2 separate regions of the Homo sapiens genome follow, and region 2 is linked to region 1. The links are chromatin loops, found by intact Hi-C in ENCODE. Cell type or tissue: spleen. All regions are shown on one strand.

Region 1 (2,500 bases):
CCCTTTTCATAAGAACATCTGCCATATTGGATTAGGGTACACCCTAATACCCTCATTTTTACCTTTCTGTAAAGACCCTAAAACTACCTCTGTAAAGATCTCCAGATAGGGTCACATTCTAAGATACTAGTGGTTAGGACTTCAATGTATCTTTTGGGGGGACACAATTCAATCCATAACACTTGGCTTGTAGCGGCATAACCACAACATTTACATGGAGTCTCCCTGTGTACATGTCTGAGTCCAAATTTCTTTTCATAAGGACACCAGTCATATTGGATTAGTGGCCTACACTTCTGTAGTAGGACCTCAAGTAATTATATCTACAGTGACCCTGTAAGGCTCTTTGTGACCCAAATAAGGTCACATTCTGAGGTACTGGGGGTTAGGACTTCAACATATTAATTTAGTGGGAGAGGTGGGGGAGGCACAATTCAACCTACAACAATGAAGATTCACCTAAAGTATTCATTGCTCTAAAAAACTCAATACATTTTAGGAAAATCTATCACATATTCATATATTCATAAAGATATGTGACTTATAACGCCTTATAAATATGACAATGAGAGAACAAAAACATTATCAAACTCAGTTTTTATTGATTCTGCTACTACGTAGATGTGGTTAAGACAAGGCATCCTAAAACAAAATTTAATAAAATGATCTTAACAAGAATAACCAAAATTTCCTTCTTTCGACTTCAAAGCTTCCTTTCATTAACATTGTTCTTAAAAGAGAAATAACACTTGCAGCCTAATCTCAATTATCAACTTGTATATTTTGGTTTGCATCAGCATATCTCTAATGCACCACTTTATTGGTGCATTATTGCCACTGTACTCATTAAATTCAGCTTTCCCCAGTCCTCCTCATTTTAATTGGAAAAAAGCTAAAAAATACACTGTTTTGAAAAATTCAAACACTGTAGAAGAATACAATGAAAGGTCCTTTCCTGAGCGCCCTACCTCAATCCTAATCTCGTAAATTACAAACAGCATATTGTAACTCCATCCACATATTTTCTATGCATGAATGGGCATATATATGTCTTCATTCCACATTTTATTGTAAATGGGATTTATTTTGCACATTGTTTTATAACTCATTTTTTTCTACCTAACAATTTTAGAGCATTTTTCCACACAGGTACATATCAATCTAACTCATTTCTTTAAAACAGCGGCAGATAATTCTTTGTAACAAATTTAACTTGTGTAAGGAGTTAAATATGTTACAAAGGGGATTTGGACGACCACCAGATGGCACTAGCACACAGTTTATTTGGGCAGAGATTGACAGATTTGCCTGGGGGTGAGGGTGGGGGTTGGGGTGAGGACAGGGGCAGTTTCTCAGTGACAGCATGATACCTTCCAAAGGCAAGGGTGCACAGGCGACTTTCCAGAAGGGACATAGAGGAAGATCTGAGGGAGAGTATTTAGAGGGGGTTATGTGTCTAGGTGGTGTCACTCAGCAGCATGGTGGGAGTCTCTGGGCAAAGAACTCTGAGAGAAGCAGTGGCCCCAGCGTTTATCTAATCTATGGGACCTATGGTTAGCAGATGTTGGGTGCAGTTTCTCAGGATGTGCAAAGCAGGCAGGCTGTAAATGGCTAACAATCTGCTTTTGGGGGCTATATTTTAAAACAACTGGATGTGTAGAAATTTAAGTTTGGCCGTAGCCGGCTTTTGAGTTAAGAAGTCCCAGGCTGCTGTGAAGAAGTAAACAACACAGGGCCAGGGGCCATTTTAACTCATTTTTGTAACAACTAGCTCCTTATTGAAAGGCACTTTATGATTTTTCCCAAGCCAAAAAGAAAAGAAGAGTCACAAACAGGTCAAAAGAAAAATTACTAATTTATATATGACAAAAGTCTAATTTTATAAGTATAATCAGGACTCCTAGAAATAAGAAAAATGATAAATTAGCACAGCTGTCTCCAAAATCAACCTTGAAAACTACAGAAACAGGAAGAAATTGGCTGTTGGAAGTAAATGAAGACTGTGAGAAACCCCTGGGAAGAAGGGAACTAGTGACTAGAAGGGAGGGAGGCAGCCGAAGAGCACAGCAGTCACATGGGGAGGAGGATGTCCCTGGAAGCTTGGGAGGCTCTGGGGAGGTCATATATAATCTTAGCTCTTGTCTCCCGTACTTCACCTGGGAAGCTTTGCTGCCCTCCCAGTGTTGTGAAGCACTACCAGAGGAGCACAAGGCCAGGCTAATAAGGAGCTGATAGAAATAGGACTAGGATGAATTGTACCCTGGAATGTTCAGGCCTCCAACTCCTGTCAGCAGAGGTTATTGGTCCCTGGAGCTCTCTCCTCTGAAACTTAACCCTTCTGCTTTCCTCAAATTCTCAAAAAAGGATTCAGTTGAGAATGTGTCTTTGAGCACTTCCCTAATAGACAACACAGAGCAGTATAGCTGATTTCATCAGTAAATTAATGTGATGCTACAGGTTCAAAGAAACTAGGTACCTATATTAGTCCATTTTCACACTG
Region 2 (2,500 bases), 190 kb after region 1:
GAATTGGAGCTGGAGAATACAAACAGTATTGTTTCAAATCAAAGAAACATGAGGAAAAAAAGAAACCCCAAAATCAAAACTGCCAGTCCTTTTATGATGATAAACTAGCATGGGTTCCTAGCCACCTCCTTCAAAATCAAACTTGGAAAAACCAAAGAAAGGAGTAGGAATATGAATTCCACGAGTTAACAGAAATAACAAACAAAAACCCAACTTGGTCCACCCTGGGCAACTCCTCAGGCCTTGAACTGGTGAATCTGATAGGTGGTAGAAGGAGGCCCCTAGTGATCTTTAAAATCCTTTTAAGCTCCTCTCCTTCACTGCCTTCAGACAATCCTTACTTTCCCTTTCAGCATCAAAATAACCACCAACACCTGGAAGATAGTTATTTATGAACAATCAAGGCTATAAAAACATAACAAAGCAAAATGCAAACAACAAGGAAACAAAAATGTGTACAATGTATGTTATTCAGGTGATGGATATCCTAAAAGCCCTGACTTCAACACTATGCAATCTACCCGTGTAACAAAACTTCACTGGTACCCCATAAATTTATACAAATTTTAAAAAAAGAAAAAAAATGTGATGGGCTGAGAAGTTGATGAAGACAAGTGGAGCTGACCAAACGGCAGCAGGCATCCTGGAGCTTGCAGCCTCTTCCTTTCTAAATCGCCTGGGCCATTAGATTAGTATCAAAGACAGTCTCCTCAGCCAGCTCTTTCTTAAAAGTGGAAGTGAAAAGGACCGATGAGTTTGCCTGGGGGAGTGGCAGCAAACAGAGGTTATCCATAGTGGGGTTTGGAGTTTTCTGCCTTGGTGCTTATCTCCACCCCTAGTGCCAGTGACTGCACAGAGTAGCTGATACCTCCAGGGAAACAGGGGCTCACAAATCAGACACTAGATACCTGACTAATGCCACTATGGGTTAAACTGAACAATATACACATTTGAAGCACAATAATTAGACTTATAATTTAAATAAGTATAATATGTATATTTGTGCTTAGGCAGGAAAGGTTAAGATTGCAGCAATATGAAATCAGGAACTTAAATCAGATAATTGGTAATATTAGACATTAATATGTTATGGTTGAAATAAAGAACATAATAGAAGGAAAAATACCAGCCTGGATATACTTGAAGAATATATTAGTAATTTGCAAGATAATGTTGAAGAAATCTTCTAGATGATAGCTCTAAAGATACAGAAAATATACACAAAATTTAATAAAGATAAACTTAACAAAAGACAGAAGACTCCTCAAGTCAGAAGAGTTGATGGATGCTAAATAAGAGGAAAAAGGAAAACCCTTACCTAGCACATTTAATGAAATTTAATAATATCAAAGACAATGAGAATATTCCAAATGCATTCTGAGGGAAATTGCAAATCTGTATAAAAACAAGAATCAGATTGTCAAACATTTTGGTAGTAGCAGGATGTAAGAATAATGAAGTAATAATGTTAAAGTATTGAAAAATATCCAGCTGGATAATTCCTCAAATTTGAAGGCATAAAAATATTCTTAGGCATTTACGATTTCAGAATTTTTGTTAAGCTCATATAATAAAATTACCCTTGCAGTAGGTATTTAAGTAAGTGAAAAATAAATAAACAAATCCCAAAGGCGCTACAAATATCAGGGGAACGTGGGGTAGCCAAATTCTTCAGCAACTTATTGTGGAGGAGAGAGAGAGTGAAAGAACAAGCACAAAATTGCTAGGACCCGATTAAACTAGAAAGTTCATTAGTAGCAACTGAAAATTAAGTTCTTAAGTTCTAGAAAATATTAACAAAATTGGAACTGGGCAATAACAAAGGGATATGTCTGTGCTAAAGTAGTGGTTTTATCACAGGGACTGTGTAGATAGATATTAGTAAATTAGTGAACTTAAGTAAATTTGGTCATGATTTGTTCCCATCTTACTTCATTCCTCTCTCTCCCTTTGTATATCACATTTTCACCAAACTGGCCTTCCATGGTACCAGCTTGGAAGACACCAAGCTCCTTCTTGCCTTAGAATCTTGGAGTTTACTGTTCCCTGCTACAACAGCTTTCACCATGTTTAGTGCCTTTGTAAGGAATAAACACATTTTTCTTTAAAATATCTCTTCCCTAGAGAAGTCTTGTCAATTCATGCTATATTTAATACAAACAAACAAACAAAGATGCCTATTTTTCCCAATATTTCTCTGTGCCAACATTTTGTTTTTCAGCAACACTTTACTTCATGTGATATTATTTAGTTTATATTTCTACTCAATCTATGTCAGAAATCAGAAGATTGGCCGGGTGTGGTGGTTCATGTCTGAAATCTCAGCACTTTGGGAGGCCGAGGTGGGTGGATCACCTGAGGTCAGGAGTTCTACAGCCTGACCAAAATGGTGTAACCCCATCTCTACTAAAAATACAAAAAAAAAAAAAAAAAAAAAATTAGCTGGGCGTGGTGGCAGGCACCTGTAATCCCAGGTACTAGGGAGGCTGAGGCAGGAGAA

The links. Peaks named below come from ENCODE experiments on the same cell type or tissue, not always from the same donor. Only the 100,000 strongest peaks of a DNase experiment are listed, where the experiment ranks them.
Region 2: a loop joins it to region 1, with 4 times the contacts of the local background. A loop is called at or near these places in 17 of 110 quality-filtered maps.

The regions. Positions count from the first base shown.
Region 1 is chr4:163,483,739-163,486,238 of GRCh38, forward strand. No RefSeq gene overlaps it. Among named protein-coding and RNA genes, the nearest start is that of TMA16, 9.7 kb to the right of the region's middle. In spleen, a CTCF peak has its summit at 1,221 (motif pointing right); no DNase peak of the experiment used is centred here; H3K27ac peaks cover 465 bases.
Region 2 is chr4:163,673,770-163,676,269 of GRCh38, forward strand. All of the region lies in intron 5 of MARCHF1 (membrane associated ring-CH-type finger 1), which reads right to left. The region is part of intron 1 of LOC107986325 (a long non-coding RNA gene); the gene reads left to right. Among named protein-coding and RNA genes, the nearest start is that of TMA16, 180 kb to the left of the region's middle. RefSeq lists enhancers at 635-714, 735-784. In spleen, no CTCF peak of the experiment used is centred here; no DNase peak of the experiment used is centred here; H3K27ac peaks cover 824 bases.